Regions from separate parts of the Mus musculus genome. Here region 1 is linked to region 2. Evidence: chromatin loops called from intact Hi-C (ENCODE). Cell type or tissue: left cerebral cortex. All regions are shown on one strand. Each heading gives the region's core, and the rest is flanking DNA. Links, peaks and the distances in the headings are about the cores only. Region 1 holds the start of Gm40385 (a long non-coding RNA gene). Region 2 has its middle 12 kb from the start of Mir680-3.

Region 1 (10,666 bases), core at 1,347-9,346, 160 kb after region 2:
TAAGATGAACATCTAACAAGAAATCGGTGTCTTTATTCCACTAAAACTTTAAAGAGTAGCTTCTGTGTATCCTTAGAAATAACTTGATATTAGGTATTAAAGTCCAATGAGGAGTCAGATGCAATGACACACCTCAGCTACCCTAGCACACTGAAAAAGGGGGCAGGAGGATGGCAACCTGGGGCAGACCTGCGTGTGCTATGCAGTGACACAAGTCTCAGTGATCTTCTACCCGTTTCCCAGATTTTTTACTATTACTTGAAAACAGACTTCTATGCTTAGAGGCCGAGTTATGAAATTGGAAGAATCATTATTGAAGAAAAATTAAAACCGGACTCAGTATGAGTGAGAAAATGGTAAAATATAAGAACCTATCTTGTTCTCTTGTGATGCTAGCTATCAAGCAGAAAAATAATTGAACTTGAAAAAGCAAAATAACATGCTCCCAACCATTCACATTCAATGCCTTTACTTCAGGAAAAGCTAAAGCAATTTCAGAGGGCGATTTTTGTCTGAAAAGTAATTTATTGCTTGGGTAAGCATGACACATGGGGCTTTGTGAGCCCTGCTCACCTGACTGGAGCAATATTATGCCAGCCTTTGTAGTTTGGGTTCACTATACCTAGTGCACTAAAAAGAATTCTTTGAATCTCCCTTGGAATATAATGCACACAATAGTATATAATATAGTGCTTTCATTTAAAGTAAATTTGTTTTAGAATTTAAAGTTTTTTTAGAACTAAAACTCTACCACCTCAGACCCAAGAGACAACATTATAAATAACCTAAAGTGAGCCCAAAATACTTAAGGCTTTTCACAGGAAGACAACTAGAGTAATAAGCACAGCTCCTGACAACCACAGGGAGGCTAAAGCTTGTAAAGCAACTGGCCCATTTTATGAAGAATTTTGCCACTTTCAATGTGTATGATTAGTTGAAACTTAGTGTCACGTCTTAAAAAAAATCACATAAGTCATTAAAAGTTGCCATCTGACGAGCATTAATTGCCACAAAGAAAGAAATTCTATCTTCAAGTCTACAACTGAAGCTTGTTCGTATGGGTGATCCAGCTTAGTTTGACTTATAAAGCTCTACTATTTTGCAGTATATTTGTCTTCATAAATCTCTCTTACTCTATTAGCTACTTTAATAGATAGATACGCTTAACAATAAAACCATATTGAAACATAGATGAAAGAGGCACAGAGAGAGAATAAGTCCTGTAGGTGTATGGGCACAGCAAGGTGAAGGAATTGGTCCCTTAGCATTCCTTACAGTACTCAAATCTTCCTTGTAGGCACTTGTGATAGGTTTGCTAACTAGCATGCTATTGGTTCAGCTCTTAAAGGGGAAAGTTAAATCCGGAGAAACACAGTTTGGAACAGTGCTATGTAAGTCACTGATTTTATCAGATGCTCACTCACTTGTAATTGTCTTCTACAAAATACCTTACGGTGACACAAGTATTGTCCTAAACAATGAAGTGTAAAACTGAGCTTAAGGCTGTAGTTGTCAACAGGTCTCACATGCTCACAAAGACAGAAGCTGTAAGCTTGGGGCCTGTGTGGGTCTATGCCAGGTCCTCTGCATACATGTTATGACTGTTAATTTAATGTTTCTGTGGGACTCCTAACAGTGAGAGCAGCTGTATCTCTGACTCTTTTGCCTGCCTTTGGGACTCTTTTCCTCTTATAGGGTTACTTTGTCCCCAGGCTCAATAGGAAGGCGTTTGCCTTGTCTTACTCTATCTTGTTTTGTCCTGTTTGACTGTCATCTCTTAGAGACCAGCTCTTTTCTGAAGAGGAAATGTATCTGAGGGTTTGGATCTGGGGGAGGGGTAAGTAAGGGGGGTGACTAGGAAGGGTGGTGGAAGGAAAATCGGTGGTTGGGGTATAAAAACAAATGTTAAAAAGCAAATGTTAAAAAACAAACACAGAAACCCTGAGTTTGTTACCAGCTATTCTTTTGTGACATGCAGATGGAGTTTGAGTGAACAATCCACAGATCTCCGTGGTAACTCATTACCCAAGGCTTTATGAGTACCAAGGCGTCTGTGAAACACATCATTCATGCCTAGATAACCCAGCAAAGAGTTAGAATGCTGTCACCTTTGTACTGTAGCAGAGAAAAGTATGAGCAAATGACACGCAATTTGCTAGGCTTAGTACAGTTTCCCAAGCATAGGGAAATAATCAACAAAAAGGGAAGTATGGCCAGGCATAGAGGAACATGCCTTTAACCCCTTCACTGGGTGGTGAGAGTTGAGAGAATGTCTCTGTGAGTGCAAAGCCAGTTGGTCTACATAGCCTGTTCCAGGCCCTTGCTTTCCGAAGTGGCTCATGGAGATGTGGGGTTCAACTCTCTAACACAAGGATTACAACTCTATACCATCAAGCCTGGCTTTGTTTTATGTGAGTGCTAGTAATCAAACTCAGGTTCTCACACTTGGGTAGTAAAGCACTTTTCCAAGGGAGCTACCCCTTTACCCCAGTAAATTTATAATTTTACTTAGATATAATAATTTAAACTAATGTAGACAGTGACTATTCATGAAAGCCAGTTTGGAATTGTTTATAAAGCAGAAGATGATAGACTTATATGATGCAATTTATAGGACGAGCACATTGTGAATGAGCTGTAGAAACATTGAACTTCAGGTAGAGATGCTACTGATCACATACTTGCCACACCACAGGGATTGCATGAGCACCGTTGCTTTTGAGGGCTTTGCCCTCTGTTAAAATGAACTTCCAGACTGAAAGGCCTGTCTTTGTATGCAGAGGTCCTACACAAAATGTGATGTGATGAATATTTGTGCAGTTGGTTAACTTACTGTTGAACAACAAGGAACTGTTCTCAGGTGAAAATTTACCTTCGAATCACTTCTCAAGGTTTGTATAAAACACATACCCAATCCTCACTCCCAAGTCTACACACAAGACTAGACTTTAAAAGTTCTACAAATTGGGAAACATTTCCATAGTACAATGTATATAGATATGGATATGGATATAGATTGGATATAGAAGTAGATACAGATACAGATACAGGTACAGATACAGATACAGGTACAGATACAGGTAAAGTTACAGGTACAGGTACAGGTACAGGTACAGATACAGATACAGATACAGATGATACAGATGATACAGATGATACAGACACAGACACAGACACAGACACAGACACAGACACAGACACAGACACAGACACAGACACAGACACAGACACAGACACAGACACAGACACAGGTACAGGTACAGGTACAGGTACAGGTACAGGTACAGGTACAGGTACAGGTACAGGTACAGGTACAGATACAGATACAGATGATACAGATGATACAGATGATACAGACACAGACACAGACACAGACACAGACACAGACACAGACACAGACACAGACACAGACACAGACACAGACACAGACACAGGTACAGGTACAGGTACAGGTACAGGTACAGGTACAGGTACAGGTACAGGTACAGATACAGATACAGATGATACAGATACAGATGATACAGATACAGATACAGATGATACAGATACAGATGATACAGATACAGATGATAGATACAGATACAGATAGATACAGATACAGATACAATATAGATAAAAAGTCCTGGAAGCAATGTTGGCAATGCCAGGAACAAGGCAAGGGTGGCAATTAGCTTCATGGCTACTCAACTAGAATTGGAGTCTTTAGATAATTCAATCCAAACAGAGACAATAAAAAGTATAAGACTTGGAAAAGAGCAAAACTCTAGTTACAGATACTATGTTGGTAATTTAGACTACATAATGATGCTGAGGTTAGTAAAACTTTTAAAATGGATTAGAGATTAGAGTCACTTAAAATGGATAGTTTGCACCCATAGAAACAATAACCACTTAAGTTATGTAATTTAAGGGAAAAAAGTTAATGAGAACAGAAATGAAGTCTTTAGAGGTCTTAAGGGGGAAAATGTACTAAATTTCCTTAAGGAAATGCTTTGAAGCATTCTTATATTCTGAAAGTATACCTGAAAGAGTTGAAAGACATTCCTAGTTTATGGAAAGAAAAACTCAAAACACAATGGGCAAATTTCTTCAAAGCTAATATGTTTAAAATAATCTGAAATTATTATTGTTTGATAGAGACAGACTAATCATAAAGTTCATATAGAAAAATACAAATATTCCAAATAAAGACAATCTAATGAGTTGAGGCTAGCTTTATACGATATAATTATACCATAAAATTTCTATAATTAAAAAATGTGCAATGTGGATGCGTGAATAGAGAGACCAGTGGAACAGAATGTCAAATCCAGAAATAGGTCCAAGTACATATAGAATGTAGGAAATGAAAAACCATGCCAACTTAAATAAGTTGAAGAAATGATAGATTCTTTAGAAAAATATATTTAAAATGTAGAATTTTAGAAAAATGACAAATTTAGCCTCATACTTCATCCATACAAAAGAGAGATCCCTAGATACATCTGCTATCTGTGAAAAATGAAATCACACAGAAACTCAAGGAAAACTTGAGTAAGATTTATTTAAAACATGAATGTAAGTGAAGCTTTTCTAATAAGACTTCAGATTTCTAATAATTCACAGAAAATATTTTTCTTTGTGGTGCTTATTGCTGAAGCCTTGGTCTGTTCTCACCAGAACAAGAAAAGCCAGTAAAAGGTATCTAGGGTAATCCGTGAAGTCAACTACAGGACTGGCTAGTTAAGAGTGCCCAAAAGGACTGGGCAGAGCTGTCTACATGTGTGCAGCCTACTCCTGCCCTCATTTCGTTCAACTGGGACTCTGCCCTTGCATTCAGACCTCATCCTCCTCCAAAACTAGGGCATCTAGCATGTTATTCTTGTACTAAGAAACCTTGTGTAGCAGTTTCTAGAATCTTCCTGCAATCACATTGTGTCTTTGCCCTTATTTCCCCATACCATTAATTATTGACTAAGACCTGCTGTGCAATAGCCCAGAACCTGATTATCATCAAATTAGTTTCTTCAGGTATTTGTATATCTTTTTAGATACTACGCATATCCTGGGTTATATGAGCCTTTGTTTTGCTTGCCATCTCTATACTAACTGTACCATTGACTCTGTTCAAATGATAACTTCTGTTCAAATCAAGCCCAAGGGTTGTTTTGGGGTGTTGTTGTTGTTGTTTTTTTTTTTAAACCTTTCTCTCTGGTCTACTGGTCGTGCTTCCTCAGTCAGACTTAGGTAATTCTCTACCCTCAATGGCCCTTGCCCATGAAATACTGTCTTTCTTCTCTTCCTTAAGTAGTCCTTGTTGCTAGAATTAGATAGCTGGGCCCACTGTTTTCTAACCCTTGCCTTGTCTAAATTACCAAATTGCTTTTGATTGAACTGTGGTAGACAATATAATGTAGTTATATTATATTGTAGTTATATTTATTATATTATATTATATTATATGCATGCTAGTCAATTTTCTGATACTATAAGAAATACTTTTAATCATCAACCTTATGAAGAGAAAAGGTTTGTTTTAACTCACAGGATTGGATCTTCCAGTCTATGGGAAAAACCTTTTCCACAAATGTTTGGTTATCAAAAAGAAGCAAGAGAAGAAACTAGGGCCCCTTATTCCCTTTAGGGGCATATCACAGTGTCCTAAAACCTCCCAGTAGGCTTTATTTCTTAGGTTCGCACCGCGTTCTAATAGTGCTAAGCTGGGAAATATACATTGACTCTGTGGACCTTTGGGAGACATTCTAAATCCAAATTATAAGAGAAAGGGATAAAAGCAACGTTGAGGAAAATACACGCAAAAGCACTATTATTTAGGTAACATTTTCACAAAAGTGTTGTAGAGTTCACAGATCACACAGATGGTTTTGTAGAAGAATTGTCGAGGAAAAGAAATTCCCCAGTTATTTCAGCCTGCACCACCTTGTCTGTCTGCACCACTGAGCCACTGCTGACCTGCGAGGGCATTTACATGAAGAGTGTACTTTTGTTGCTTCTCTCGCTGCGGTGACGGAACTCCTGACAAAATCAATTTAAGGAAGATTTGTTTTGGCTCATGGTTGGAGGGCATCCAGGCCATCGCGGTGGAGAAGGCGTGGCGTAGGAGTGCCGAGCTGGCTGGTCACAGGATTTAGTCAGGAAGCAGAGAGAGGAGAGGATTAGCACTCAGCTTGATCTCTTCCTTGGTTTGGTCTGGATCATTAGTCCTCCAGATGGTCCCTCCCACTTTCAGGGTGGGTCTTTTTCACTTAATTGTCTCAGGAATGCCCTCACAGGAACTCCTAGAGGTGTCCCCTATGTGATTCCAGTCCAGACACCTTGACAATGAAGATACCATCACATTGAGCAATAAGTCTACACTACTTACTATCACACTATATTCTCTCTTGACTGATGTATGTATCATCTTTTCATCTTAAGCTGAAAATTATTTCTGAAGTCACTATGCTGTGCTAGGCATCAGTGCTAGGGAACATGGAGAGAAAAACAATCCGATTTTCCCCAATATTACAATAGGGCCCTTGTGTCTCAATTTGTTGTGAGATCCAGGAGTAATAAATGTGAGTAATAAACAAGAGAGCCCAAATGAGGGGGGGGGGGAATGGGGAATCAGCTTAAGGCAAGGCTTATAACATACAAGTACAAACTAGCTAGAAAAATCAGGGGCTGGGGAAGGCAGGTCAATTGGGCAGCCAGAACATGAAATGTGAAGTTCAGCTTCACGAAGCACGGGACGCTCTGATGACTCACCGATCTATAACAATACACAGATCAGTATTTTGATATGTTGTTTGTTGTAGCTGGGGCTAGGAGGCAGGAAGTCAGCTCAAAAACAAGCGAGCTCATGACGCAAGGCAACATTATCATTTAATTTCTCTGTGTCCTGTTTACCCACTCTTAAAGATGAAAGCGCTGACCTGCTTCACACAGATGCCATCCAAGGGATACTTAGAGTGCTCTGGAGACACCACGCCCTTAGCAGCAGCCCAACTTTCTCGTGAACCAGGCTGATGAAAGACAAGGTGGGTTTTTAAACCTTCAGGCTTGAACCAGTGTAGAGAGGAGCCTGTTTTTTCCTGAGATCGTGAAGGACTGTCTACTGGTGTGTCTTTAGTGCTCTCAGCCGAAAGGGGATGGAAAAGATTCCATGTCTCCGTGGGAAGAAGAGATGCTTCACAGATGACACAAAAATATTGAAAGCAAACAACACTGAAAGGAATACAGACAAGGATATCTTATTTCACTCTTTCAACTTGAAATGCCTATGGCAATGGTGGTGGCGGTATCTGGAAAGATCCATTAGGAAAGCAGAGTTGGGCTGGAGAGATGGCTCAGCTGTTAAGAGCAGTGTCTGCTCTTTCAAAGGTTCTGAGTTCAATTCCCAGCAACCACATGGTGGCTCACAACCATCATGGATCACAATAGGATCGAATGTCCTCTTCTGGTATACCTAAAACAGCTACAGTGTACTACTATAAATATTATAAATAAGTCTTTAAAAAAAAGAAATAAAGAAAAGCAGAGTTATGTACACTTCCTAAGTGGGCTTGTCCTATTATTTTTTTACATGCCATACTAGTCACATTTTAAAGATAATTTTAAAATTATAGTTTTATTTTTGATTATGTGTAAATAATATGCATGTAGGTCTGTGCCTATTAGTTCAGTACAGAAGAAGGCATCGGATCCCTTAGAGACTTAGACTGTGTAAGCCACCTGATAGCAGTAATAAAAAACAAACTCAGATTTTCTACAAGATCAGTACTCTCTTAACTGCTGACCCAGATCTCTAGCCTTCCTAGTCACATTCTTAATAGTCCGGTCATAGACACATCTGCAGGGCACCCATGAGAAGGGTACATGATGTTTATACAACATGTACCATGTGCCTATCACGAGGCTAGGCATTTACTTTTTATCATCTCATGGAATCTTCAAATTTATGACTCATGACATATCCATGTATATACATATGTGCTAATTGATTCCTTAATTGAAAGACAGCAGATTGTAAGTATATACTTTTCTTACATTTCCTTATGTATAGACTGGACAGTCATCTTATTGGTATGACTTCACAAAGACTAAAGATTTCATTTAAGCATGCGGTATTGACATAGAATTTACTTATCACCTGCTTCCGATAGAAAATAGCCTTTGTACTCTGCAGATTAACTTACTTTTCATAAGGCCTAGCAAAAAATTTAATCTGATGGTGAGTAGATGTTATCTAGAGTCAGGAATTATCAGAATGAGAAATTGGAAGAGATTAAACAGGGAAAAGGCGGGGCCCAGAGTTCAGCATCTTTATCAGTTCAAGTGGCAGTCAACCAAAGTTGTAATTGGGTTAGAAAAGACATAGTAATTGGCATAAAAGAAAAGGCAATCTTAGAAAAGGAAAAGATTCACCTTGCATTTGAATCGTGACACTGGTTAGAGGGAGAAAAGGGAACATGTGTGGCCAGGGACCACAGAACCACACAAGTTATAGAATCTGGGATTTAAATGGAATTCCAGCTTCATTTTTTCCCTTTTTCCCCCCCTTTTTTTCTTTGTGTGTAAAATCACATGCATATGTGTGGGGAACAACAACAAACAAAATCAACCTAAGATCACATTTCTCAGGAGCCATCCACCTTGAGTTTTAAGACAAGGTCTCCAATTTGTGGAGGCTGGCTGGCTAGCAAGTCCTGGGGATTTGCAAGGCAAGCACTTTACTGATGGCGTCTCCCCAGCCCTGAAATCCCAGATTCCCTAATCCACAGCCTTGCTGGCATCGCTCAGTTTTGCAGTGATGGAATAATCTGAGTGCTTGGTGCTTTGTTACTATCCCTGGTTGGGCTGGCTTTCCAGAATCCTTTTGGAGCACCCTTGAGCTAGGCTTGCTTATGGTTTTTTTATTTTTTATTTTGATTTTGTTTTGTTTTGTTTCGAGATTTATGGCTGAAAAGAAAAGTCGGCTGACTGCAGAGGCCTGGTAGCAGCATTGCCTGGTAAGTGGTCTGCTCTGGAGTAGTTGTGGAGTTCAGATTCCAACCTCACTGCTCGTTGACTGTGCTCTTTTGAGAATGACTCAACTCTGTGCACAGGTTCCTTTATTTGTAGGATAGGAATTATAACATCTTGCTCTGGGAACTTTTTTCTTCTAAGATGAAATGAGATAGAACTGTAAGTGTGTGGACTATTGCCTCTCCCACAGTAAGTATCTATGCCAGGCTGTACGATTTCATCATAAACGGCAGGAAACTGCTAGGCAAGCTGACTTAGTGAATGAGGCACAATAGTAAAGTACATGGAGTGAGCGAAGGCAGTGTAACCATGTAGAAATACCTAGGGGGAGACGGGTGCCAGTTTTGCCTGTTCTGCTGCGGTTTGAGGCAGTTGGAATACAGGAGTATTACAGATGGTGAAAACTATAGAAGGGGTAAACGTAGGAGAAACAAGGGCAACAGGAAGACATAGTGGGCCTTCTCCTCTGCTCTTTGGTCACGCCCACTTGACAAACCACAACAGGAATGGGAAGCAGCAGGGGGAGCAGCAGCCTCTCAGGACTCCCGGTAATTTTTTTTCTCTTTTTTTTTATTAGGTATTTTCCTCGTTTACATTTTCAATGCTATCCCAAAAGTCCCCCATACCCACCCCCCCACACTCCCCTACCCACCCACTCCCCCTTTTTGGCCCTGGCGTTCCCCTGTACTGGGGCATATAAAGTTTGCAAGTCCAATGGGCCTCTATTTGCAGTGATGGCCGACTAGGCCATCTTTTGATACATATGCAGCTAAAGACAAGAGCTCCCGGGTACTGGTTAGTTCATATTGTTGTTCCACCTATAGGGTTGCAGATCCCTTTAGCTCCTTGGGTACTTTCTCCAGCTCCTCCATTGGGGGCCCTGTGATCCATCCAATAGCTGACTGTGAGCATCCACTTCTGTGTTTGCTAGACCCCGGCATAGTCTCACAAGAGACAGCTCTATCTGGGTCCTTTCAGCAAAATCTTGCTAGTGTATGCAATGGTGTCAGCGTTTGGAAGCTGATTATGGGATGGGTCCCTGGATATGGCAATTACTAGATGGTCCATCCTTTCGTCACAGCTCCAAATTTTGTCTCTGTAACTCCTTCCATGGGTGTTTTGTTCCCAATTCTAAGAAGGGGCAAAGTGTCCACACTTTGGTCTTCGTTCTTCTTGAGTTTCATGTGTTTTGCAAATTGTATCTTATATCTTGGGTATCCTAAGTTTCTGGGCTAATATCCACTTATCAGTGAGTACATATTGTGCGAGTTCATTTGTGATTGGGTTACCTCACTCAGGATGATGCCCTCCAGGTCCATCCATTTGCTTAGGAATTTCATAAACTCATTCTTTTTAATAGCTGAGTAGTACTCCATTGTGTAAATGTATCACATTTTCTGTATCCATTCCTCTGTTGAGAGGCATCTGTGGGATTGCAAGCTTGTACAACCACTCTGGAAATCAGTCTGGCGGTTCCTCAGAAAATTGGACATAGTACTACCGGAGGATCCCGCAATACCTCTCCTGGGCATATATCCAGAAAATGTCCCAACCGTTAAGAAGGACACATGCTCCACTATGTTCATAGCAGCCTTATTTATAATAGACTCCCGGTAATTTTATACCCTCTAAAGAGTCCTCAGAATTCCAAGCAGGAACT
Region 2 (10,666 bases), core at 1,151-9,150:
AGGAATGATGACATCAGCCTGTGTGTATTCATCAGGGTTCTCTGGAGTCACAGAACATATATATATATAACAAATATATATATATATATATATATATATATTTACATGCTGCATTCCAACCAACCCAAAAATTGCCAGCTGTGAACGGAAAGTCTAAGAGTCTAGTAGTCCCTGCTCACTCCCACAAGGCTGAGTGTTTCAGCTAGTCTTTTGTATACTCTGGAGAACCAAAGCATAATTGGCAAAATGAGTGCAATCAAGCAAAGAAGGATCAACCCCTTCCTTCTTGTCCTTATATAGGCTCCAGCTGATGGTATGGCCCAGATTAAGGGTACTCTTCAAGATCTGAATTAAATGTGTGTGTCCATCTGGACCAAAAACATATGTCATCCCACCTCAAGCTCTGGACCAAAAATCTGTGTCTTCCAGCCTCAAGATCCATATCACAGGCATGCTTCTGGATTATAGTTCGTTCCAGATAGATAGATAGATAGATAGATAGATAGATAGATAGATAGATAGATAGATAGATAGATAGATAGATAGACAGACAAAACAAAAATCAAGAAGAAAATGAATGAATAGGGAGACAACACCACAGAAGTACAAAAAAAGAACAGGAAACACTCTCTTTTCTCTTTTCTTTTCTTTTTCTTTTCTTCTATAATTGCAACTCTCTTTTTTTATTTAAGAAAATGTCAGCTTAGTATCACTTTTTAAGCAGTGCAGTGGTGGTGGTAACAGTGGTTTCCTTTTGTTTTGCTATTGAATTGTAGGTGCATCAAACATTTTGGATATTAACTTCTTATCCAATGTATCTTGGCAAGTGCTCGCTCCCATTCTGTTTGCCTCTTTACTTGATTTGATTGTTCTTCGTACTACTTACGCAAGCAAACCTTCTAAAGTCACTCCTGAGGTCAACAGTGATCAATGACTACAAATGGCTTGCAAAGGATGGGGCAGACATCACTGAGAAATACGTGCTGCACTGGCAGAAGGGTAACTCCCAGAGATGTGTGTACAGGGAAGAGACCAAGCCAAGAGACCCAGGTTTCTCTTATCAATCAGTCTCTGCTTGCCATTGAGTCCCACGTGCACCCAAGATGTGTGCACTGTCCTCCAGGAACCTGACACGGCAAGAACACCTGTTGATGAGAAGTCATCTGGTCCTGTCTCTGGGCTGCCTACCTCCTAAGTAACAGCCCAATGACTGAAATTTTGTAGGTAGATTGGGAGAGTCTGTCTCTGGATTGTCCTCCTAGTTACTAAAGCATTATTATTTGACCGAAGTTCTGTTCTATACACTTTCTCAATTCTAGAGAATTCTTGGCAACCCCTATAGGTACCTACCACTTTGTGAAAGATAAATTAAGGAAAGCCTCATACTTGTGTCCTAAATTACTGTGCAAAAATGTATGCACCAATGTAAGTTCAAAAGAGGCAGTTACTTCCATTTCAGTTAGAATGTACTTGAGGTAGAATGCAGAAAGCACTACCTCTAAGGAGGCAGGGGAAAGTTCAAATGGTACCTACAATCATGCAGTCAGTAACATGCTGGAAACTAAACACCAGATCTGGTTTCTAGTCCAACAGCATCACACATCCACCCAAACTACACTTGTCTGGAGTGGGCTCCGACAAAACAGTGTTTAGGAAATTCACTAATTAATCCCCTCTGCTAACGAGTAATTGTAAAGGACGATAAGCTTTTATTAGTTGTGCTGAGACCCCATCCTTTCCTAACTACAGCTGCTATTCATTGTTCATGCAAGCTGTCTCACCAAGTGAGCCAACATGCCTCAAGAGGAATCAAAATCAAAGTATATAGGAGTAAACTCTCCAGCTGACACAGGTTCTTATGACCCTGGTCACTGGCTGATTGTGCATAAAAGGGTGTTCAGCATCATTAACCACCAGGGAAAGGCAAAGCAAACCACAATGACCTCACACCTGTCAGATAGGTCATTGTCAAACGTTTACAGGCTACTGGGGGTTGGCGAGGAGGTAGAAGTAAGACTGTCCTTCAGTGCCATTTCTTGGAACAGAAACTGGGATAGCCATTATAGGAAGCCTATAAGGATTACAATTAAGATAGAGCTTTCTCACAGAGCCCAGTAATCTCCTTGTTGCATATCCATTCACTATCTCCAGGAGACAACTGTACTTCCTTAGTCATGGCAATGTTATGCACAGCTAAAATATGGAAATATAAATGAATGCACATATGTCTATGTATATACAGGTATATAGTTAGGCATATATACATGGATGTCTATACATATGTACAAATATAGAATTTGCCTACCATGACTCCAAGGCTTCCAAACTTTCAGTTATAAAAGAATAAATGCTGCAGATGGAATTAAGAGGAAGGGGGTAAGAGGAGAAAGATGGTATAGGAGGGGGATTTCTCAACACAGAATCTATACCTGTAAGACCTTTTAGAAAAGAAGACAGGAAATCAATGTAAGTGACCATTGGTAGGTGATAAAATCAATGAAATATCTATAGACTTGAGAGAGACAGAGAATAAGTTCTGGAGGTTTCACGCACACCCGGCTGACTGCAAAAGCAAGTATACATCCCATAGTTCATATTCACTAAAGCAGAAGCACAAAGTAATTATGTGAGACAATAAATGTGCTAATTAGCTTGATTAAAGCAATCATTTCACAATGTATAGCGTCAAAACTTCACTTTGTAGACATATATTGGCCAGCAAAATAGCTCAGTGGTGAGGGCACTTGCCACCAACCTGAGTTGAATCTCCAAGAACCCATGTAATGGAAGGAGAAAAATTGGTTGCTACAGGTAGTGACTTCTGACCTCCATGTGTGCACTGTAGCACATGTCTACCCCTCCTCCCCAAACATATGCACATACGCTATACCCACGTATAACTAACTAAATAGATAATTTTAAAATATATTTTGTTGTCTCAACCATAGTTCAACAAAGCCAAAAAATTAAAACTAAAGCAGAGAAATAGCAACTCATCCAATGTCAGTAGAAGAAAAAGAGCTGAAACATACACAGTACAACATGTAATGATAGGAGGTGATCCTGATGTATACTTGGATGCATTTAGAAAATGTGTATACAAAACCTTTGCCTCCTCCTGTAACAACCCCGATGTCACAATACACAGACTCAGCAGCAGCAGAACTCGAATGACCCATCCCTCTCGCTCCTAACCTAGCCATGCTGCAGGAGCCATCCCTGTTCGCTCTAACTTAATCATGCTGCAAGACCCATCTCTCTGGCTCCTAACTAAGCTGTGCTGTGGGTTCATCTTTTGGTTAACAAGAACAACAGTAACAACAACAAACACAGAAAGCAGCTTGAGAGAAGCTTTGCTGGGTCTGTGCTCATGTTTGCCTTGCTTCTGGGCCTCAGCACAGAACATCTAGGCAGGGAGCATGCCGTAGAGCATAGGATAGGGTCTCACCCTAGACAGACAAGTGGGCGATGGGGAGGAAGGGTTGGGGGCCCAAACACACCCTCATTCCCTCCAAGGACATCCTTTCCCCCAGACACACCCTTTGGGCAACTAGGATGCATTTCCCAGCAGCCCATTCAGCTATGTGATCTAAACAGCTCTCAACAGCACCATCAGCTGGAGAGTAAGTTTCCCACACATGAGCCTTCTGGACAGATGCGCCCATGCAGACTTGTAGCAAATGGCCAGCTCTGTTCTGCAGCGAGTGCCCTGCACGGGCATAGAGACAACAAACTAAGACATTCATTCTGTCTCAGACCTGAGTAAGTGAAGCACACAGGTAAGTTTATAAAATGACCCCCCAAGGCTGAGAAAGGCGAAAATGAACATATATAATAAATAAAAGAGGGAAAAGCAACCCTTCAACATTGCATCTGCCAATGAGCAATTTGCAAACACAGTCCGCTGCACTAATCACCTCATTGTGGTAAAGTAAGCACCTTGCTCTCTGACCCGAGGAATAAGATGGAAGTGAGAAAGAAGTGGAGCATGAGGCGTGGGTACCAACGGCGGATGGCGCTGTTTTACATATTGAAGGTGGGTGTGTGTTAGGCAGGAATAATCCCTACTGTCCAAACTCTATATTCAATTGACTTACTAGTTTCATAACATTTCAAAGTGAAAAAAAAAAAAAGATTGTTCTGTTTTGTTTTTTTTTTTTTTTTGGGGGGGGGGGAGTGTTTTGCTATTTTCCTAAGGCTGGTCTCCAGCTCCTCCTGCCTCAGACACTTTGAGTCCTAGGGTGCTAAGCACGTGCCATCACAGTCGGCTGACAATAAGACAAACCACATAAACAAAAACAATGGCTCAGCAAGCAAAGGCAAGGAGGCTTACCACAGAGCCTGACACAAAGTGGATCCGAGGGACACACATGGTGGGAGAGAGAACCAATTCAGAAAGCTGTCCTTCCCCACTGGTGGCCATGTGACGTCCGTCTCACCCAACCCCCTTACACACATAAACGAGCGTCAACAACAAAACCTCTTTTAATGGTCAAGTTAAGTCCCGACCTATCAGAAAGACAGAAAGGTTACCTAAGCGACCTTTTAAAGCTTGTCACATTCTGCCCTGAGAACAAGTCTGTCCTGGGTGCAAGGACCATGATTTACAGTCACGTGTTTTGATGCTGCTTGGTCTCTGGGCCTCTGGTTTCACGAGCCCTAAAGCGGTGATTCTCAACCTGTGGGTCACGACCCCTTTGGGGAGGATCACATGTCAGATATTTATATTACATTTCATAACAGTAGCAAACTTATAAAAGCCAAGAAATAATTTTATATTTGGGGTCACCACAACACGAGGAACTGTACTAAAGGGTTTGCAGCGTTAGGAAGGTTGAGAACTACTGCCCTAAATGAAGCTAAGAGTCGCACCCATTCTCTCAGAGTCTTCCCTTTTCTCCTGCTGTGGGAGCGCTCTTGCCGGAGACAAAGCCATAGCTGATGTTTAGTCACATTTTGTGCGACACATCCAAGATTTAGAAATCTAAGCAATATTAACACTGGGAGCAGAAAGGGGAAAGAGATTGTGACTGTGAACACATAGGAATGTTCTGGATCTGAGCTGACTATCGGAGTCACTGTGAAAACTTGTGTTGGCAATATGTGAAAGACCAAGGTGTTTCCAAACTTTAGGTTTCCATTGGGAACAGACCAAGCCATTACACTGAGTTGTCTTTTTCGATTTGGCCACTAGAGGGGGGTGCTGCTTAACAGTTGGAGCCTTCCGGTGTAAGGGACAGTAGAAGGCTAGCTGGCTCCCTCAACTGTTTATCCCAGCACAGGCCAAAAACTAAGAATCTTAGTTTTCAGTTATGGTGAGCCCCTGTCACTTTGTAAAGAAAATCTGAGCAAAAGGTAATTTTTGTCTTCTTTGAAACTCATAGAATGAAACCAGCTATGCCACAAATTCTCCCTCACTCTCAAGCCCCGGCCCTGCCTGGAAAAGATGGCTATTTAAACGAGAGTGCTCATTGCTGTTCTAATACCTATTTTTCGAATTTTGAAAGTTGTCCTACTTCATAAGAGACAGGAAATACTTAAGACAGATTCCCTGGAGCATTACAGGGTATGTAGACATCTAAGGTATATTTCATAGAAGAAACTTATATAACAGTTTGGGTAAAAGAAAAGCCATTCATTTAACTTCAGAATTACAATGACTAAAACCTGAAGGAAAAGGATTTCCAAAATGATTATTTGGGAGGAAAAAATGTTTTTGTGTGTCTTTCCTACAGTGTAATAGCACAGAGGGCTCCTTGCTATACCTGCACTGAAGAAATGCGAATCAGAGATGTACAACTCAAAGGAGATGAAGCACTCACGTGACCTGGATTATTCTCTCAAACTTCTTTATGCCACAAAGTAATTTGAGAACAAATTCTTGAGGAAAACTCCACTCAAAATGAAAGTTAATTCTTAGACAAAATATAATATTCTCACTAAAATTTTAACACTCCACTTGTAATAGCATCAAAGCCAATATGGACATTTTAAGTAGAAAAAAGTCTGCTAAGGGCTGTGGAGAGAGCTGAGTCAGTAAAGTGCTTGAACAGGCGTGAGGGCTTGAGTCGGAGCCCCAGTATCCACCTAAAGTGCTGGTGTGGTAGCAGGTAGGAGTAGTCTCACGGGCTGGGGAGGCAGAGATAGCAGGAGGCCTGGGGCTGGTTGTGCAGCCAGCCTACACAAATTGGTGAGTCCCAGGTCTCAGTAAGAAAGTCTGTCTCAAAAACAAAGTGCAAGGCCTGGAAGATGAGTTCAGTGGGTAAGAGCATTGCTGAGCAAACTGCAGGACTTGAGGACCTGAGCTCAAATCTCCAGCACACACGTTCAAAACAAAACGAACAAACAAACAAACAAACAAAACCTGGAGGTCATATGTCTGTGACCTCTGGGATTGGAGTGCATACAGGGAGATCTTGGGAGATTTCTATAGAGCCAGGTTAGCCAGGTCAGTGGGCTCCCACTTCTCAAAGCAATAATGTAAGGAGTGATAGAAAATACAACCAGCTTGCTCTTGCTTCCATGTGTATGCATATACACATACACACACACACACACACACACACACACACACACACACACACACACGTACCACACATACACCACGAATGCATACACATACCATTCCCCACATACAAATAACTTCTTTAAAATGTGTGTGGTGAGCATGCACACCTGCATACTTATAGGAAAAAAAAAAGAGGGCACTGGGTTTCTTCTATCGGCCTCCACCTATTCCATTGAGGCAATAACTCTGAAGAAACCTAAAGACATAGGAAGTCTCTGTGTAACCCTGGGGTTCATTTCCTCAGCTAGCCTAAAAGCCAACAAACCCCAGATCCTCTTGACTCCACCCCTGCTTGTAACTGGGGTCACATGTATGCAGCTGATACTCAGGGATTTGAGGCTCTGGGATCAAATACTCTGGTCTTTGAGGTTGTACAGCAAGAACTTTAACCCCTGAGAGCTTTTGATCCCTCTACAATGTCTTATTTTCAAGTGGGTGACTCTGAAGGAATGGCACTTAAGATTATCTTCCTATCTCTACAAACATGCCCACAATATGTGTGTGCATACCTGCACACACAAAATCACACCATACACACATGCATGTAAGATAAATAAAATCTGCTAGATGTGTGCGCTGAGGATTATAACATAGCATTGAAAGACACGAAGGAAACCAAAAGAAGTAGGAAGGAATTTCAGGTTCACATACTCGAAGACATTTGCTAAGATCTTACAAACTGGTAAAAACCATTAGGTATCCTAAGGTGACCTCCAGATTCAACCCTGTTCCTACCCATACCCAACTCTCAGTTAGTTATTGCTTTCAGAGGCGCTACAGATATTCAACACTTAGTAGTCAGACACAGGACAACGGAGCTGATCATAACACAACTTTACAGTTCAGTGCAGAGCCGCACTGATCCATCTGTACAATATAGGCACAGACATGCGCAGAGATAAATAGAGCAAAGAGTCCAGCAATAAATCTGAGCATTTATGATCGATTGGTCTATGACAAGCATCCCAAGATATCACAACAGAAGAGAGCTTTCGACAAATGCAGCTGAGACAACTGCTATCCATGGACAAAAGAATGTTCCCATCACAAAAATGTAAGTGAGAATGGATGAGAACACAATGGCTGAATGTACAGGAGGACAAAACATCTGGCTGGGAAGTGCTGCTGGAAACAGCCCAACTTTGAATTAAGCAATAGTTTCTTACGTGTGACAGAGAAAACAAGAGGAACAAATACAAAAATGGGTATTGACCAAAATTAAATTCATATGCACTATGAAATGAACTATTAGGAAAAAAGTTTTTAAAAGACTACCTACAGAGTTGGAGACAATACTTAAAATGTGTATGAGTCTACTACCTAGAATCTAGAAAGAACTAGACACAGAGAGTAGGGAAGCAATGATGATTTTGACATTGGGCAAGAGTTTGAAATCGTGACCAGCGAGCTTGAAAAGACATTCAATATCCTTACTCATCAGTGAAAATATAAGTGGGGTACCACTTGCTCCCCACCAGGATGGTGTGCTAAGGCATACATGCTTGAAAAATGCATAGAGGAGCGAAACTTATACACTGCTGATGGGAATGTCATATCCTTTACAAAGCAGTTTTCCAGCACTGGGGTCAGAGGTGGGGGCAGGGGGCTGAACCCAACAATCCCGTTCCTCAGAGGACTGGGGCAGCTGATGACTGAGAGTGAACGCGGGATAATAGGAAATAAGCAGATACAAATCCTTGCAGGTGAACTGGTGCACAGGTGCCCACGGTGGCGTTGCCATGGTCCCCAGCATCTAAATGGCCTCAATGGACATGGAAGAACATGTGGTGAATTAAACATGAAACAAGCCCATACAGCCAGGAAAGAGAATAATTCAGGGGTCAAGCTTTTTAGCTTCCATGTAAACGTATATAACTATCCCTAATCATTTTTGTCTTCCCATGAGAAAAGTTACCATTTGGAAATACTTAAGAAGTGTGTGTGTGTGTGTGTGTGTGTGTGTGTGTGTGTGTGTGTGTGTGTGTTTACTGAATAAAACTGAGTTGATTTTCTTTTACTTCATTTTACAATCCTTATAGATGCTAATGTATACTTTAAAAATCCAGTCCGTTAAGCTTGCTAGTATGTAATGACACTTACAGGCAAGTTGCTGTGAAAAAATTAAATAGCAAAAACCCCAGTGGGGCAGGCAGAAGACAAGTGTCAAACCACTGGGTTCTCTTGTCAATAATATACTTGCTGGCAGCAGTCTGAAAAACTGGCTCAGAGGAGTAGACATCTGAGATGCTGAGGTCCACTACATCACCTTGCCTGTCTAAAGCTAAGGAGAGTTATAAAACTTCCATACAGCCCGGGTTTTGAAGCAGCCAATTTGAAAGCACCTTTGCTGACGGCACTCACTGGCTGTGGACAGTGGCTCTTGCTGCAGCTTCTTCCTATCCAGCCTGGCAGACTAACAGTGATCTCAAAAGGTGAATAGAGCTGGAACCCAGGTGAGGACATCCTCCAGGCAAAAACTTGCCTGTGCCCCACAACCACCGCGTCTAGTGCTTCCTCATTAAACAGGTCCCCGAGCTAAGTAGCAGCCTAACGTGCTCAGGGAGGAAATGAGACCGGAGAAGACAGAATCCCTCTGTCAATCTATCCCACTGGATTGTACAGTATGTTGTTATTACCAATGGATTGTACAGTATGTTGTTATTACCAATATGGAGGACCAATATAGACTTCGAAGGAAGCAGTTTGATGGCCTTTCTCATACTCTCCCACAACTGGTCCAGATGGAGAGCACCCCTTTTGACCCCCAAAGCTTGTCACCACTCCTGCAAAGGTACCATGCTCTGGTCTCCAACATTGTAACTTTTACTTTGCTTTAAACTTGAAATGGGGCATCGAGATGGAGCACTTGCCACACCCATGCAAAGGCCTGGGTTTGATCTCCAGCGTGGCGAAAACACCCAGAGGCACTCATGTGCCCTATTTGTATTTGTCACTTTTGCCAAGTACTAAGGTTCCTCTAAATCCATCTGCATGGTGAGCAAGGTTGTTGCTATGGACATGGGATGATGCTTCCTGCACCCTGAACAGCACATTTCACTTCAGTTCCTCTCTCTATAACTCTTCTCCAGGCTGATGCAACTCTACACATTTGCTAAGTAGTTTCTGTTGAATAAACTGTGTTCATGTATCTTCATGTTTCTCATTCCTCTCGTTTAAGATCTGTTACGGTGTTCACACATCAAGGTAATCGTCATAACTAGGAGTGCAAATGTGTTTTGGTTCAAGGATCCAAGGCAGTCCTTCTTTGCTTGTGTAGGTCTGTCTCTTTATAGGGGTCCAACCCCAGATCCCTTGACTCCAAAGTTGCCCTTAGCACACCCCTCATTATAACCAGTGGGAAACGAAAGGTGTGAGCACCGGAGGTTGTTGAGTCAGACAGCCTAGAAAGGCAAAGCTTGTTCCTGTGCCCACACCCTCCACAAACTGTCACAGGCACCCTCACTGCAGAAATTCTTGGGAAATGCAGTCAAACTGGGAAGCCACTTAACAGGGGTAGTGGTGAGCAGCTGATATTCTCTCCCTGGTGTGAAGTCTGCTATACTCCGCCATTCTAAAGTGTATTCTCAGGCCAGTCAGCGGCACCCGGTTATGCTATCAAGCAAGGGCAAACACAAGCCCTTTCTGATGCTACCACACCATGAGTGTCACGTGGGACAGCTGTGGGGCTGCATTAAGATACATGTGTACATAAAGTTCCTATGTGCTCAACCTGGTGTGTAGTAGGTCTACAGTACATGCTAGTTTCCTTTCAAACATTTTCTGGCACAGTTTTGATAACTTTTATTTCTACTCTTCCATATCCTTCTATTTGGTGCATAAGGGTATTTTTATGAAAAGCTACGTCTTCCTTTGCACTGAGCGACACACATGGTTTCCAAGAGTTTGTCTTGGGGCTGAAGTTTGGTTTTCCTCTTGTGTCTCCTGTCCAGCATGTTTAAGTACCATCAAGCCCTCTCCAGATGTCAGATAGGACAAATGCCTGTTCACCCAGGATCTCTGTCCCCAGCCCTTCCCTTCCTCCTGCCTTTCTTGTCTTGTGTCCGTAGTAGTCCTTCCTATCTCTTTGCCTTCCTTGTG

Evidence for each region. A loop is a pair of places that touch in the nucleus more often than their neighbours do. Peaks named below come from ENCODE experiments on the same cell type or tissue, not always from the same donor. Only the 100,000 strongest peaks of a DNase experiment are listed, where the experiment ranks them.
Region 1: a loop joins it to region 2, with 3 times the contacts of the local background. A loop is called at or near these places in 6 of 42 quality-filtered maps.

What each region holds. Positions count from the first base shown.
Region 1 is chr12:35,017,663-35,028,328 of GRCm38, reverse strand. Gm40385 (a long non-coding RNA gene) reads left to right here and starts at 6,761. Exons shown (of 4, transcript XR_872675.1): 1 at 6,761-7,019; 2 at 8,933-8,990. In left cerebral cortex, for the core only: no CTCF peak of the experiment used is centred there; no DNase peak of the experiment used is centred there.
Region 2 is chr12:35,177,412-35,188,077 of GRCm38, reverse strand. No RefSeq gene overlaps it. Among named protein-coding and RNA genes, the nearest start is that of Mir680-3, 12 kb to the left of the region's middle. In left cerebral cortex, for the core only: CTCF peaks have their summits at 3,618 and 5,193 (motif pointing right); a DNase peak (open chromatin) is centred at 5,189.